Regions from separate parts of the Homo sapiens genome. Here region 1 is linked to region 2. Evidence: chromatin loops called from intact Hi-C (ENCODE). Cell type or tissue: MCF 10A. All regions are shown on one strand. Links, peaks and the distances in the headings refer to the core of each region. The heading gives the core; the rest is flanking DNA. Region 1 has its middle 92 kb from the start of RANBP6. Region 2 holds the start of LOC124902341 (small nucleolar RNA U13).

Evidence for each region. Peaks named below come from ENCODE experiments on the same cell type or tissue, not always from the same donor. Only the 100,000 strongest peaks of a DNase experiment are listed, where the experiment ranks them.
Region 1: a loop joins it to region 2, with 7 times the contacts of the local background. A loop is called at or near these places in 2 of 110 quality-filtered maps.

What each region holds. Positions count from the first base shown.
Region 1 is chr9:6,103,064-6,111,831 of GRCh38, reverse strand. No RefSeq gene overlaps it. Among named protein-coding and RNA genes, the nearest start is that of RANBP6, 92 kb to the right of the region's middle. RefSeq lists enhancers at 4,321-4,821, 5,024-5,073, 4,822-5,322. In MCF 10A, for the core only: a CTCF peak has its summit at 4,602 (motif pointing right); a DNase peak (open chromatin) is centred at 4,621.
Region 2 is chr9:5,881,684-5,890,451 of GRCh38, reverse strand. It overlaps LOC124902341 (small nucleolar RNA U13), which reads right to left and starts at 302; the gene lies at 196-302. It also overlaps a transcript of BRD10 not described here. In MCF 10A, for the core only: a CTCF peak has its summit at 4,160 (motif pointing left); a DNase peak (open chromatin) is centred at 4,141.

The sequences.
Region 1 (8,768 bases), core at 509-8,508, 220 kb before region 2:
TTCTTAAACCTATAGCCTCCAATACTTATAAATTGAGCTATGTGAGAATTGAACAAACGAAAGTAAATTACTCACACTTGCATGATAAATTGAATTTAAAAAATATTTAGTTGTTCTTTTTTTTTCAGTGAAGCTTGGTTTTCTTAGAAGTCTATTAGCCAGTATATTAGAGCTTGATTGATTTGATTGCAATTGCATCTCTCTGATCTTAATAAAACCTACTGTGACGCTAAAGAAAAAAATCAAGTCCCTGTCTTCCAGGAACTTGCAATGTAACAGATATAATATAAACACATAGGAAATTGCTAGTGATAGACAATTGTGAGGCAAGATTCGTTTATTTTAGCTAGATCGTGTTCCTCCATGCTCCTCAATCAGAAGAACTTTGCTTCTTACACCTCCTGTGAGAAAATCGATTGTCCCCTAGAGGACATGAACATTACCCAGGGTAGGGTTAAAGAGACCTGAGCAGGCAGAGGGATCAGCAAACACATCCAAGTCCTAAAACAGCTAGGGTCAGGATAAGAGTTGCCAGATAAAATATAAGATGCCCAACTATAATAAATCTTAATTGCAGTCAAGCAGTGAATAATTTTTAGTATAAATATGTCCCCAAAATGTAACCAGGTGTCCTGTATTTTTATTTGCTAAATCTAGCCACACTGATAAAGACAAATTGTGTATAAAAGGGCCAAACTTGGAAGCCCAAATTTACTCATGAAGTTTCAGGCTAAGGGGTGCTGAACAGTAAATCAGAGACCAAGAGAAAGGCTAAAGAAGTTGAATAGACCTGGAACAGAGCAGAAAGAGTGAGTAAGGGTACCGCTGTGCACATTGTACACTGCACAACTCAAGACTACCACATGTAAAAGTAGTGGCTCTGGAGGTCTAAGACAATTATACCAACAGTGATGGAATGCTCAAGTCTTTTTCACATTGACAGAGACCACAAAGTATAATATAGAGTAAAAGCAAGATTAAAACCCACTGCCTCCCCTCTCTCCTCACCCCTGCACCCCACAATCCACTGTAACTGGGGTTTTCAGTTGATCTGCTTTGTCTAAAAGCGTAAAAGAACCAGAAAGGTTAGGTTGGGGGCAATTATTTTATGAAATATCTTTTTAAAGCAAAAGGAAATGTAGGAGTCTATAATTCCATTCTTTCTCAATTTTGAAAAACAAAGAGAAACAATAGGAACTTGATAACAATGAGTGGTGACATCTCACATTTCTATGTTTTTTATAGGAAACCTGTATTACTTTTGTAAAGAGAGAAACATAAAATGTTACCTAGCACTTCATCTGCATGAAGCCCACAAAGGAAACAGGCTGCTAGATGAATATGTAGACTTCTAGGACTTGTGGGGGAGACAGCAAAGCAACTTTCCAGAAGTGAAAAGGCCAGAGGGGCTGTGTCCTATGTGGAAGAGATGGTTTGAGGGCTCATAGGCCTGTGTCTTCATGTCTTTTAACTTCCACTGAGTCTAGGCCCAGCTAAAGGGCAAGGAAAAGAGAAGGTTTTCTTACTCTAACCATGGGGAGTAATCCAAGTAGACTTGCCTGGTGACAAGAGAGGAAAATTTCTCTGCTAAAAGAAACCAGAATAAGCAATTTATTTTTAAAAATTTGTGTTCCTAAGTATCAAATTTAACCACAAGTTCTGCAGCCCGAAGGAGCTAGCAGCTGTTAGCAATCTAGCCTCTAATCAGATCAGCTGTGATCTGATTGGTGGCATCACAGATGAAAAAGATATGATTTTCTTCAAACACTGACACATCTAAGGTTTCTTTTTAAATTTGTATGAATTTAAGGAGTACAAATGCAGTTTTGTTACATGGATATATCGTGTAGTGGTGATTTCTTGATCATTGATGATTTCAGAAAAGAAACTTTTTTTTTTGCTTGGTGTTTATTTAAATTCTTGCTTTTTAAATATGATTAACCCATCTTACATGAATTCTTACTAACCTCATTTTTGTCATCTGTTCTCTTGGGGCTACCTATCACTCCCTTACTTCTAAACAAAGTTAATGTTTTTATTTATATGATTATCTGACTCATGTCTGATCTGACACAGAACTATATTCACCATGACATCAGTGATCATATTCTGCTCCCTTTGGAATTCCCCAAAACCTAGCACAGAAAAAGTATTAGAAAAATATGTGCTGAATAAATGAAGAATGAATGAATGCTTTTATTTTTGCCAAGAGGTAGTGTAGTCTTGGAACAGGAATCAAAATCCTTCCATTGTAATCATGATTCTGACAGTGGCTAGCTAGTTACGATACCTGTGGCAAATGCATCTGAATCTGTTTTTTCACGAGTAAAGGGATAAAATAAAAGCTACCTGACAGTACTGAGTAAAAAAATGCCATATGTTGACATTGGAGACTTTCTAATGAATCTCTGTGTACGAGGTCGCATTCACTGCCCCGACTTTGGGTCAGAACTCATAAATCCCCTCCCTGTGCATGCTGTGTGTTATGTGTCTTTCCATCACAAGTGTCTACGTTCATTAAAGAGGAATAAAATACTGCATTATTTGCATTAAGCAGATGGTACAGAACCACTACTCAGAACAGTGAGAGAAGGAGCAGGAAACAAGGAGTCAGGGAAGCTAGTATTCCAACCTTAGGGCTTGAGCCCCAGCCGAAAACTCCATCTGCAAACAGCCACTGAGCCACTGAAGCAGACAAAGCTGGAAGGCTATGAGCACCATTTCCATCTCCCCTTCTCCAGCCTCAACAGCGTGAGTAGATATTGGACTGCACAGCAGCAGCTCAGGCTTTCTGAGTCTACCAGGGGTGCCCATCTTGGGGGAGATTTTGAACACTTCAAGCAAGGATTATTTGCAAAGAATATAAAAACAGAAAGAATGCAAGGAATGGTAACATAAATATCTCAAGCCAAGAGAAGTTTGTTCATTTTAAGAAAAGAACTCAAATAATACAAGGTCAGGGAACAACATGTAGCCAGGCTGTAGCTGAAAGTTATATAATCTTTATCTTGAAAGTTAGAACAAGCTTTGTCCAGGAGGGCAGGGCCATATGATAAAGTCAGTGGTGCCTGGGCCCATGGCCCATACCTTCAGTAGGAATCCATATAGGGAATATGTAAAAGGGATTCCAGACAGAGAGGTATGGGTAGCCAGGCAGCCCAGCCAGACTTTGTTGTCAGAAGATCTGGCTTCTAGGCATAGCTCTGCCACTTAGCTGTGTAACCTTAGGCTCACATCTTCACCAATTCTCATTTTCCTTAATGTGTAATGGGGATGATAATGGGACCCACTTGGGAGACTTACGAGGAAGATTAAATCATATATATAGTGCTCATCATAATCCTAGTTCATAGTAAGCTCTTAATAATTACAGATTATTACAATTACTGTAACTGTAAAACCCATGCAAATTTATGAATATCAAGATTGTTCACCTGGGCTTGGAGGCCCATGCCTGCAATCCTAGCACTTTGGCAGGAGGATTGCTTGAGCCCAGGATTTCAAGACCAGCCTAGGGAACTTGGCAAGACCCCATCTCTACAAAACATTTTTAAAAATTAGCCAGGTGTGGTGGCTGTAGTCCCAGCTACTCAAGAGGCTGAGGTGGGAGGATCAATTAAGCCCAGGTGATTTGAGTCTGCCGTGAGCTGTATTTACACCACTGCACTCCAGCCTGGGTGCCAGAGCAAGACCGTGTCTCAAAAGAGGCCGAGCATGGTGGCTCACGCCTGTAATCCCAGCACTTTGGGAGGCCGAGGTGGGCAGATCACGAGGTCAGGAGATCGAGACCATCCTGGCTAACATGGTGAAATCCCGTCTCTACTAAAAGTACAAAAAAAATTAGCTGGGCATGGTGGCAGGCTCCTGTAGTCCCAGCTACTTGGGAGGCTGAGGAAGGAAAATGGCGTGAACCCGGGAGGCAAAGCTTGCAGTAAACCGAGATCACGCCACTGCACTCCAGCCTGGGTGACAGAGCGACACTCTGTCTCAAAAATAAATAAATAAAAACAAAAGAAAGTTTTTTTAAAAACAAAAATAAGAAATATTAATTTATTTCTGTCCCTCAGTATTTGCATTTTAACAATGGGTTTTTCAAAAAAGCAAAATCATCCATGTAAGAACTACTCGTTACTCTGAGATTATGTTCTTCCTGAGTTTTGGTGGTTGAAATATTCTTTCTTTAATGAAATGCTACTGGGTACTTAATGCTATCACTAGACAAAATAAAAAGCAATCAACTCTAAGTCAGTTGCCACAAATAGAAAATTTTACCAGTCTGTGGAATACAAATGTCTTGGAGCCACTGGAGTCATGGCAAGGTGGAAAAGAAATGTTGGGTCACATTTCATCTTGTATCATCCTCCAAATACCATTACAATTTGGAACATTCTCTTAGCCTTGAATTAGGAGTTGGGAAGAAAAAGGAATGAGAGGATATCAATTCCTCAACGTGTCTTTCCTTTGCATTAGAGGTCTATTTTCAAACAAGTTTTACATTAAGTTATTGTCTCTCAGCTACCCTTCTCTATACACTTATGCAATTCAGGCCTGGGACTCAAAACATCATTTTTAGCTTTGCCAGCTGCTCCAGTTAGGCTCTGTCACTAGAGGGTGTTACAGAGGGAGACAGCCAGGCTGGAGGAGAGAGAAAGGACAGGTTCCTTTCAGTTTGTTCCCTATAGGCTTGTCAGCTTGTGGTTTCTGTAAGATCACTCCAGGAGTGCTTCTTCACCCATGCCGTTCCATAGCAGCAGCTGATTCCAATTTGCAGTTTTTGCAACTTTCGCAAAAACAGCTTCATCATGCCCCCACCTCATAGACACAAGTGAGCTATAAATAGTGCCCTGTCCTCAAAGGTTTCAGTGGCAGGCCCACAGGGCTGCTTATCCCAGCTCACAGCCAGCACAAGTTGTGGGGCCCTTTCTCAAAGTTTCTAACTTCTAATAAATCCAAGCACTTCCCTCTGCTATCCCCAGCCCCAGGAGTGGTAGCTGCTTCCTGCAGTTGCTATCTCCATGTTACTTTCATTGTTGTTTTTTTGTTTGTTTGTTTGTTAATTTAATCCTTTCAGTTACCTAGTTACCAACCATTCCTTAAAGTCTCTATGTTCAAGTAACTGGTGTAGCTTCTGTTTCCTGCTTGCACTCTGATAGAGTATATATAAATCTATTTTCAAGAAAGCTTTAATTTTTTCAAATTTGTATACTAAAGGGTTTATTTTAAGGCTTAAACAATAATTGTAGGGAAGTCTTCTAGACTACTCCAAAATAACCAATTAAAAAAATACAGCAACTTCCAGGGAACACTCAATTTATTTTGAAAATAACATTTTCAAAGTTATTCTTTGGGTGTTGAAAAGCAAATAAGTCCTATCCAACCCAAAAGAAACCTACTAGTTATTTTCCTCCAGGAAGAGAGAGAGAGAGAGAAGTTAATTTTTATTTGTATAAATTTAGGGAGTACAAGTACAATTTTGTTACATGGATATATTGAGTGGTGGTAAAGCCTGAATTTTTAGTGTATTCACTGCTAGAATAATATACATTTTACTCACTAAGTAATTTCTTACCCTATGCTTTCTTCCCACGTTCGGAATCTCCAATGTCTATCATTCCACACTGTATGTCCATGTGTACACGTTATTTATCTATTACTTAAAATTTTCTTTCTGCTTATCAGGAAGTATATTTTAAGCTGAAACATATAGGCACCAGCCTGATAAAATTTGGAGGGATGTTCATGTACACTAAAGTGTGTTTAGTCCAGAGAATTTTCTCTGCCCCAGAATTTACACACTTCATTCTCTGCTATGTTCTTATCATCACAAAGCATTTCTCTATTATTCAGTAGGCAGAAAAGTTCACACCAATGATGATCAAAGGCAGGAAATGGAGGCATAAAGGGCTAGGGCTAAAAACCAACTTTTATGAAGTACTTGCTCTGTTCCAGGTGCTATCTCATGTATCTTTTCTAGCAACCCAACATTGTAGGGATTGATATTCCCATCTCACAGATGAGCACAGTGGGACTTACAGGGATTAAATAACTTGTTCTGGGGTGTGGAATAAGCGTCAGAGCAGAGCCAGGATTCAAAACCAGCCCTGATACCTTCAAATTTTCTTATCTTTTTGATTTTTTATTTATTTTATTTTTTTTTAGAAAACACTACCTTGCATCCATAGGACCCATGAGCATAAAGGAAGGACATATGACTGCTTGCCTGTCAATTCTGGGAATGAAGTGAAATGCTGTGAACAGTTACATATTTGCTGCCTGTATTAGTCAGGGTTCTCTAGAGGGACAGAACTAATGGAATATATATATATATATATATATATAAAGGGGAGTTTATTAAGTATTAACTCATGCAGTCACAAGGTCCAACAATAGGCCATCTGTAGGCTGAGGAGAAAGGAGAGCCAGTCCCAGTTCCAAATCTGAAGAACTTGGAGTCTGATGTTTGAGGGCAGGAAGCATCCAGCATGGGAGAAAGATATAGCCTTGGGGGAGCTAGGTCAGTTTCTCTTTCCATATTTTTCTGCCTGCTTATATTCTAGCCACGCTGGCAGCTGATTAGATGGTGCCCACCCAGATTAAGGGTGGGTCTGCCTTTCCCAGCCCACCGACACAAACGTTAATCTCCTTTGGCAAAACCCTCACAGACACACTCAGGATCAATACTTTGTATCCTTCAATCCATTCAAGTTGACACTCAGTATTAACTACAACAGGCCCACACCTTGTCAACTTGAACCCTTACACATCTCCTGAGATCATACATAATCTTCAAATAAAGACAATAATAAAGTCATAATTATGCCTAACATAATACAACTATCCTTCATACAACCAGAAACACCCCAATCCCCAAACCAAATACTATTACATAAAGTTAATACTTAAATGCTGATGTGAAGTCAATAAATCTATGTCACATGATGAAGGAGAAAGGAAATAAAATGAATTTTTTTTTAGTACAAATGTATACTTGCACAAACATGTTTTTAACAAAAGAAGGAGGAAATACTCATGACAATTACAGTCCTCGTTTCTGCAGCTGGTCACGTGGTCATAGCTGATATTGATGACTACCTTCTTCTACTACCCATTCTGTATTCCCTTTGCCTTCAGCAAGCACCTCAACAGGTTGTGTTTTTTTTTACCTGGTGGAGTGACTCAAACCTTCATTCCTGAAGGGTCTGGATCATTTGTAGTCCTGCCTGGGTTAGGCTGTTGTAATTTCCCATGCTGTGTGGAATACCATGACAGTGGATAAGGCATTCCGTGAGTTCACAGATGATAGTCTTGGCAGAAGCATTGCATGCAGAATAGGCAAACCCATATCTAGAGTAAGTGTCTATTCCAGTGATGACAAACCTCTGCCCTTTCCATGATGGAAGACCTTAATCACAGGGAATGGTAATACTAAGAGATGCCCTAATGATCTCCTGTATTTCATGCATACTCTTCCTTACCTCCATTGTGAAGTAGGAGACTGATTTCATCTTGATAGCCTGGGTCAATCATCCCAGCCAACACTATAACTCCCTTCTTAGCCTGTTGACTTAAAGGTAGGAGGAGTCCAAAGTGTCCAGGTGGCAATCTTAACTTCCAGTTTAATGGAATCATTGTTTTGTCTCCTGGTGGCAGAGTTTCTCCCTCTGGAACTAAGACCTCTAGGCCAGCAGAACGTAATGTTGTGGGAACAGAAAGCTAAAATGTTGCTAGTGACTCACTAAGGGTGATCGTGAGTGGTGTCACACTTCCACACCTTGATTCCTGGACCCGTGAATCCTGGCTATGGGAGAAACAGTACCATATATTGGGCATTGATTCAGAGGATACACAGCCTTTTGGAGAACTTTGCCCTAGCCCTGCAAAGTATTGTCACCTAGTTGGCCTTGTAATTGTGACTTCAAAAGGCTTTCCCACCATTCTATCAATCCAGCTGCTTCAGGATGATGGGGAACATGGTAGGATTAGTGACTTCCATGAGCATGAGACCACTGCTGCACTTCTTTAGCCAAAAAGTGAGTGCCTTGGTCAGAGGCAATGCTATGTGGAATACCATGATGGTGGATAAGGCATTCCATGAGTCCACGGATGGTAGTCTCAGCAGAAGCATTGCATGCAAGATAGGAAATCCTATATCCAGAGTAAGTGTCTATGTCAGTGAGGACAAACCTTTGTCCTTTCCATGATGTAAGAGGTCCAATATAATCAACCTGCCACCAGGTAGCTGGCTGATCACCCCAAGGAATGGTGCCATATCGAGGGCTCGGTGTTGGTCTCTGCTGCTGGCAAATTGGGCACTCAATAGTGGCCATAGCCAGGGCAGCCTTAGGGAGTGGAATGTTGCTGAGCCCATGCATAATCTCCTTCCCTGCCACCACGGCCACTTTTTTCATGGGCCCATTGGGCGATGGTGGAGTGGCTGGGGAAAGAGGCTGAGTGGTGTCCACAGAATGGGTCATCTTATCCTCTTGATTATTAAAATCCTCCTTTGCTGAGGTCACCTGTTGGTAAGCACTCAGATGGGATACAAATATCTTCACAGTTTTTGACCACTCAAAGAGGTCCATCCACATACCTCTTCCCCAGATGTCTTCGTCACCAATTTTCCAATCATGCTGCTTCCAAGTCCCTGACCATCCAGCCAAACCATTGGCTATGGTCCATGAATCAGTATATAATCACATACCTGGCCATTTCTTCTTCCATGCAAAGTGCAAAACCAGGTGCACTGCTGGAAATTCTGCCCACTGGGA
Region 2 (8,768 bases), core at 620-8,619:
TCACAGAGAACTCATGGAGCTCAGCTGAGGAGGATGCCCAGTTAAATTTGAACTTCAGATAAACAATGAACAGTTTCTTAATACAACTATGTCCCATACAATATTTTTAGGATAAATATGTCCACATATTCTATGGGACATATACACTAAAAGAGTTATTTTTTGTTTATCTGAAATCCACATTTGTTTTTCTCATGTCAGATAGGTAAGGTGCCCATGTCATTGTAACAAGGTTTGAGGGAGGCATATCTCACACGTGAACATGGAAACCCAATCATCACGCTTATGACCCACAAAAGGATCTGAAATCCAAACTAAACTGGGTTCCCTATTCCCTCCCTCATCTCCATCTCAAAGGGTTGAAGAGTCTTTAGGCACAGGTCTGGAGAGCATCTAGTCCCAGACTCTCATAATCAAGAAAAGGAAATAGAAAAATCCCTGAAACCTCCTCAGCTGAGCTCCATGAGTTCTCTGTGATGCCTTTGGTGTTAACTGTCCACTGGAGATAGTGGGTTTCCATCTATGTGAAAGGGATAGATGAAATTTTCTTTTTGCAGGTAGAATATGACCTACTTAGACATCAATTAGGTTGGTGCAAAAGTAATTGCGGTGTCGGACCATGAATTTTAAATCATTATAACTAGGCTCAAACACATTTTTTTTTTCTGAGATGGAGACTCACTCTGTCGCCCAGGCTGGAGTGCAGTGGCAGGATCTCAGCTCACTACAACCTCTGCCTCCCAGGTTCAAGCAATTCTCCTGCCTCAGCCTCCTGAGTAGCTGGGACTACAGGTGCACGCCACCACACCTGGCAAATTTTTGTATTTTTAGTAGAGACAGGGTTTCACCATGTTGGCCAGGATGGTCTCGATCTCCTGACCTCATGATCCACCTGCCTCAGCCTCCCAAAGTGCTGGGATTACAGGCATGAGCCACCGCGCCCAGCCTCAAACACATCTTTATTAATCAAAATAGGAACCATTGCAATGAAGACATTTTTGCCAATGAAAAATAAGTTTGTTTATTCCTGTAGCATACACATTCATGCTTCAAGATTCGATGAACTCTTGGAAAGCATTTTCTGCATCCTGCTGGTTGTGGAAGGATTTTCCCTGCAAAAAGTTGTTAAGATGATTGAAGAAGTGGTAGTCGGTTGATGAGAGGTCAGGTGAATATGGCAGATGAGGCAAAAGTTCGTAGCCCAATTTATTCCAACTTTTGAAGCATTGGTTGTGTGACATGTGGTTAGGTGCTGTCATGGACAATTGGGCTTTTTCTGTTGATTAATGCCAGCTGCAGGTGTTGTACTATTCGGTGCAACTCATTGATTTGCTGAGCATACTTCTCAGATATAATGGTTTCACCGGGATTCAGAAAGATGTAGTGGATCAGACCAGCAGAGACCACCAAACAGTGACCATGACCTTTTTTCGGTGCAAGTTTGGCTTTGGGAAGTGCTTTGGAGCTTCTTCTCAGACCAGCCACTGAGCTGGTCATTGCCAGTTATCATATAAAATCCACTTTTCATTGTACATCACAACTCAATTGAGAAATTCTTCCTTGTTGTTGTGTAGAATAAGATAAGACAACATTTCAAAAAGACCGTTTTTTAAATTTTCACTCAGCTCATGAAGCAACCACTAAATGAGCTTTTTCACATTTCCAATTTGCTTCAAATGCTGAACAACTGTAGAATGATCGACGTTGAGTTCTTCGGCAATTTCTAGTGTAGTTGAAAGAGGATCAGCTTCGATGATTGTTCTCAACTGGTCGTTGTCAACTTCCAGTGGCCAGCTCCTCATCTTCCAGGCTCTCATCTCCTTTGCAAAACTTCTTGAACCACCACTGCCCTGTACATTCGTTAGCAGTTCCAGGGCCAAATGCATTGTCGATGTTGCAAATTGTCTCTGCTGCTTTATAACTCATTTTGAACTCGAATAAGAAAATCACTTGAATTTGCTTTTTGTCCAACATTTCCATAGTCTAAAATAAACATACAACAAAGAACAAGTGATGTCTTTAGCAAAAATACATAAAGTGAGAAATGCCCATTAAAATGATGTATAACATAACCACATTTATTTAAGAATGTATTTAATATCAAACAGCAAAGTCCGACAGTGCAAAAATCACAGTTACTTTTGCACTCACCTAATAATTGACCCCAGAGCTGATTCTACTTAACATCATGATCTATCTTGGACAGCCCAGAAGCATTTCAGTGGGACACAACAGTCACCTTTGCTCACCAGCTCTCCATAGCCATTGTGAACAAACAAAACAAAGAAAAAAAACCCCACCGGAATATGACAGTCCTAGCAGCTCAAGACTTAGATTAAATGACCTCTAAGGTCCCCTTTCCCATAATACCTGAGGACCCATTCCTTTCAGATCCTGTGATTTTTCTGGTTTCCATCGTGAGCTATGGACAAAGGCTGTCCTGTGTAAGGGCAGTACCAACCCACCAGATACTGGATAGTCACCACTGAAAATGGTAAGGGAGAAAGAAAACAAAGAAGGGTTGATCTTTATTAGGCAAGCCAGGGAGAGCCTATCTGTAAAGGAGGGAAAATTTAAACTGAGACCTAAATGGTAAGAAGCAGTCAGCCATGAAAAGATGGAGAGAGAGCATTTCAGAAAGAACAACCAGTTGGAGACCTTGAGGCAGAACAATAGACCATGACTTAGACTGAGTTCCCAGAGTGGAGGCTATCTCAGGGAATTTTGTGCAAAAATTGGGAAGGATATAAGCCCCTTGTGTCAATAGATTTGGAGAGAGCAACTCCAACCTGAATTTCAGGGTTATGCCTGAAAATCCCAGAAAGTCCTGGTGGTGAGTACTAGTCTACAAAGAGGGATGCAGTTCTGAGCTGAAAAGTCCATTGCACTGAGCTGGGTTCTATAATAGCCTGGCCCATATATGACTGGTGGCAAGACCACAGAGGAGGGAGTACTGACCTGGATCTCAGGGCAAGGTGAAGTTCCCAGGTCTCATTCAAGTTCTCTGGTGATGTGAGCTGACTTGGGGATTGAGTGTGCCCTGGCATTCTTCCAGGGTGGAGACAACAGGCAGCTGGCATCATCCCCTCCCCCAGAGGATGCTACAGGACCAGACTCAGCATGCTGGGCACACAATGGCCAGTCTGGGAACATGCTCTCCAGCTTGTTTGAGATATTTTTTGGTGGGTGGGTTGGGGGACAGTCTTGTTCTGTTGCCCAGGCAGGAATGCAGTGGTGTGATCTCGGGTCACTGCAACCTCCACCTCCTGGGTTCAAGCGATTCTCCTGCCTCAGCCTCCTGAGTAGCTGGGACCACAGGTATGCACCACCATGCCCAGCTAGTTTTTGTATTTTTAGTAGAGACAGGATTTTGCTATTTTGGCCAGGCTGGTCTCGAACTCCTGACCTCTAGTGGTCCGCCCACCTCTGCCTCCCAAAGTGCTGGGATTACAGACGCGACCCACTGCACCTGGCCCTTGTTTGTTCTTTGAGCTCAACGAGGGAGACCTGACCAGCTCTTTCACAGGCATCCCTTTGGGTCTTTGAGTGGTTTGCAGCTTCTGAGGTGCCTGGCCCTTTCAGGGCTATGTGAACAGGATAAGCTGGCGATCGCTTCTTCAAATAGGGGTTCCCTGGGCACCTCAACTTGAAAAACCTACCACATCCTGTTTCCCGGAAGCCCCCTAGAAGTTCCCTCTAACTAGGCTCTTAGTCTCTGTTTTTGAGCCGGCCTTGGGCCTCAGAGTCCACACCAAAGCCAGCCCAAGTCAGGCCCTACCTGCCTTCATTTTCAACACTTCCAAGTGGCTTCCTTTTCTCCCCTGGCAATCTAGTCCCAAACTAACAGCAGGAGCTCTAGAGTCCAAACCACTTGCACTTCATCTCTTCAGTGTGTGTGACCTTGGGCAAATCTCAAACCTCTGAAAGCCCCAGTGCACGCATCTGAAATGAAAGGGATAATAGCAGCATCTGCTTCATAGGTTCATGGTGAGAGTTAAACGAGATCCTGTTGGAAGTGCTTGGTACAGCACGTGGCACAGAATACGCCTAGCAACAATAGTGTGAACTGTTACTGTGAGGCAGCTCAGCCCCCACACCAGCCCCAGGGTTAGGATTTGTACCTGCTAGACCTTGCTGGCCACTGACTGGTTCTCTGCTGCCACCTAGTGGGCTTGGCCACCTGGCATCACAGGCCCACCTCATGAAGGGGCCAGAGATGCCTCTTTGGCATCTGCTTACAGTGCTCAGGAGCCAGAATCCTCTTGACTCATCCTGCTTGGGGCTTAGGCCCTCTTCAGTGCTCCCCACAATATTGTGAGCTTTTGATCTCTCACACACCCCGCAGAGGTATTGCTACAAACGAGGGTTGATAGCCGGCTGCTCGGGCTTCCGCTTTCGGTCCCCGCTAGCCATGCGTCCACTGTGTTCCCTTTTGGGAAGGCTACAAGCCCCTGGCTCAAAAGATTTGGGGAAAACAACTTCTACCTGAACTTCAGGGTTATGCCTGAAAATCCCAGAAAGTCCTGTTGCCCTTTCATAGGAGGAGCTGAACAAACAGAACTGGCTCTTCAGAAGGCAGAGAAGGCAAGGCCACATCCCAGTCACTACTGAGTCCTCACCCCGTAAGCCTCACAGGTGCCTTGAATCCCAGCTCTCATTATTATCTGTGAGACCTTGAGCAAGTTAATTAACCTTTCTGAGCTATTCCGTCTTCATCTGCAACATAGGAATAGGGAATAATTACAGAATTGCTGTGAGAATTAAATGAGATAACATATGGGCCGGGTGCGGTGGCTCATGCCTGTAATCTCAGCACTTTGGGAGGCCGAGGTGGGCAGATCACCTGAGGTCAGGAGTTCAAGACTAGCCTGACCAACATGGAGAAAACCCGTCTCTACTAAAAATACAAAAAAATTAGCCGGGCGTGGTGGTGCATGCCTGTAATCCCAGCTACTCAGGAGGCTGAGGTAGGAGAATCACTTCAACCTGGGAAGTGGAGGTTGCAGTGAGCTGAGATCGAGCCATTGCACTGCAGCCTGGGCAACGAGAGTGAAACTGAAAAAAAAAAAAGAGATAACATACGTCAACTCATCTAGCACAGTGCCTGGCAAGTTGTTCATTGAGAAAGGCTAGTGCTTCTGCGAATTCCCTGTGAATGTACAAACAGTTCGGAGGGGGTGCCCAGTCCTTGGGGTGAGCCTATGAACTCATGGCCATGGCTAATTGTTAATCAGCTAACAAGCGCTTGCTGTGACGTAAAGAGACCCAGGACAGAGAGGTTCTGATGGTGAGGGGATAGTGGCGAGGTAGAGAAGGGAATAGAATCGAGGCATGGCTAGGCAGGGGTCGAAAGGGGAAGCCCCAGCAGCCAGGAGGGTGGAGGAAATGGAGGACCACAGGGACTCCCTCCTCCCTCAGACACCCGAGAGCAAGAGCTGTGGCCTGCTGGCCTCGGGCTGGCCTTGAGTGTGGCTCCCTCTCAGGAAGCAGCAAAGGAGGCTTCATCAGTTCCCGGGCTCTATTAGGAAAGGGGTTCCAGGTGAACACGGGCACAGAGCTGGCTGAAGTCTTGAGAACATGGCCCAAGTCTCGCAGGTGAGCAGAGAAGAGCACTAATAAATCAGAAACGTGGTAAATCCCATGGCCATTTGTGACTAGTCACAGGAAGGTTGAGATTACAGGAACGGATTAAAATGACCTTTGGAGTGGAAAAATATTGAAGAGTCAACACCAGGGTTCACTACAATATCTAATAATGCTAGAGCCACCCCAGATTCTTGTCTAGGGTACAGTGGGGGTATTGGTACAGAAGAGGCTTGAGAGGAAGATGGGCTGTGTTTGTGTCTGGAAGGTAAGTAGGGATCACCTTCATAGGCATGAGATGAAGGCCAGTCCAGTGGAAGTTAAGTAGGCATTCACCAACCATAACTTCGGGTGAGGACGGGAAGGTGACATCCCAGTGGTTTAGGGCTCAGGGCCCCAGACCGGTCTGGTGAGCTTCAGGGAATTGTGAGTCGTTCCATATGGCTGGAGCTCCAAGTGCAAGAAAGGGAGTGGCAGGCCTGAGGCCCCGGTCCTGGGCGCCACAGGGCCTGGAATACCACGCTGAGCCTTTGGACTGATCTTGTAGGCTGTGTTGAGTCACAGAACGGTTTTAAGCAGGGAAAAAAATGGGTTGACCAGACTTGCAGTAAATCTATTTTCCCGTGTCATGAAGATATCTACCTCCCAGGTGGCCATGAGGATTACCTGTATTGTTGTGTGTGAAAACATTGTGTAAACTGTAAATCATACCAATGTGAGATCTAGAAGCAGCAGCTTATACCTGAATGGCAGGGCTCTGGATTGGTGATATGAAGGGACAAAAAGGAGAGAGACTGCGCTCTGGGTTCTGATTTTTATTTAAATGCTTGCTCCAGCATTGACTGGCCGTGTGTTTTTGGTGTGTAAGACTGTCAACATCAGTCTCTTTATCTGCAAAATGGAAACCTAATAATTCTTTCTCTCAGGGAGGGTGAGGCCTAGTGTGTCTGGCATGGAGCAAACCCTTGTGTCAGTCCAGGTTCTTTGGTTGTGAGCAACAGGAACTCTGGCTACTTAAGAAAATTAATGGGAGGTTATGAAGGTGTCCCCAAAACTATAGAAAAATATGAGCAAGCCTGTCCCTAAGAAGGAATAGGGGGTGGGTGCAGTGGCTCATGCCTGTAATCCCAGCAGTTTGAGAGGCTGAAGTGAGAGGGTTGCTTGAGTCCAGGAGTTCAAGACCAGCCTGGGCTGCATAGAGAGATAGTGAGAACCTGTCTGTACAAAAAAATAAAATTAGCCAGGCATGTTGGTGCGCACCTGTGGTCACAGGTACTCAGGAGGCTGAGGTGAGAGGATCACCTGAGCCCACAAGAATGAGGTTGTAGTGAGCTATGATTGCACCACTACACTCCAGCCTGTGTGAAAGAGCAAGACCCTGTCTCAAAAAAAAAAAAAAAAAAAAAGAAGAAGAAGGAATAGGATGAAGTTGTTTTGTGGGATACAGGTAGCAAGAATTCATGGATGACCTTCCAGGTTGCTGCCACCAGAATGAAATTAGCTTTGTTCATGTTCATCTTTGTCTGTGTACAAGTTCAGGTTCCTTGGAGAATCTTGCATCAAACTAAATAATACACAGAGAGAGGTTCTCCAAAACAAAAGATGTTTATTTAGGAATAAAGCATTGCAATGGTAATGTGCCACAGCAAACTATGTGCATATTTAGGGAAGTAAAGGAAGACAAGGGTTTTGTCTTTGTTTTTGTTTTTTTTTATACTTTAAGTTCTAGGGTACATGTGCACAGCGTGCAGCTTTGTTACATATGTATACATGTGCCATGTTGGTGTGCTGCACCCATTAACTCGTCATTTACATTAGGTATATCTCCTAATGCTATCCCTCCCCCAGCCCCCCACTCCACAACAGGCCCCGGTGTGTGATGTTCCCCTTCCTGTGTCCAAGTGTTCTCATTGTTCAATTCCCACCTGTGAGTGAGAACACGCGGTGTTTGGTTTTTTGTCCTTGTGATAGTTTACTGAGAATGATGGTTTCCAGCTTCATCCATGTCCCTACAAAGGACATGAACTCATCCTTTTTTATGGCTGCATAGTATTCCATGGTGTATATGTGCCACATATACACCTTTGGGTATATACCCAGTAATGGGATGGCTGGGTCAAATGGTATTTCTAGTTCTAGATCCTTGAGGAATCGCCACACTGAGGAAGACAAGGGTTTTTAAAGGAAAAGTGAAGAGGATTACATACTTGTCCTGAAATAATTATTTTGGGCTACAAAGATCAATAACATGGGTGACTTCAGTGTGAGACTGGACAGGCAGTAATTAGGCAGTTGTCCTTGCAGTATTTTTTGTGTAAGGTTGTGATGGCCTTTGTGCAAGGCTGTGGTTTTGCAGTCTTTTGTTATCAGGCATACAAGTATGAGAAGCCTCTTTCATTTGTCAGGGTTCAATTTGTCAGGGTTTTCTTAACATTAGTGACTCCATTTTGATTCTGACTACTTTCACACTTGTTTGGCTAGCTTGGGTCTCATGCGAAATCCTTGCTCAGGCATAAAGTGTCTAGAGGTGGGGTGTAAGGGGTGGTATTTAACACCCCATCAAGGCTAAGGCAACAGGGAAGGAGTAATTCTTCAGGAAGAATCTAGATTGCTGTCACCAAATTAAGAAGTAAGGGATCCCACAGAGACAAAGACAGAGATGCCCTCTACAACATTTGGCAAATGGTGACCATCACAGTTACACAGTACTGGGTTCGTTGAGCTAGGATTTGTCCCTGAGAAGTCTTCCTAGTCTTTGCTGTTTCCTATTAAGCACTGTGAGAAGAATGGGGTCGCACATCTAAAAATCCTGCAGGAGACTATGGAAGGTTGCCGGGAGCTCCCCGTTCATATTCTCATCCTACCACTTACTGCATGACAGTGACATCACCTGTTCATGTCTGACACAACCACTGGTTCCTGGGCTCTGTGAGAGTGGGGATTACGTCTTTCTGTATCTCCATTGCTTGGCGCAGAGCCTGCCACATGGTAGAGCCTCAGTGAACTAAACCGTCACTCAGATCTCATCTCTAGTGACTTCCTAGGAAGTAGCACCATCAGAGAAATCAGGATGATATTTCAACACTAAGAACAATTGTCTGTTTCAGTGTATTTTTCTATTTCCAATTTTGAAAGAAATCAGCCTTTCCCTACCCAGTCACCATCACCCTAAATATCATATCCTT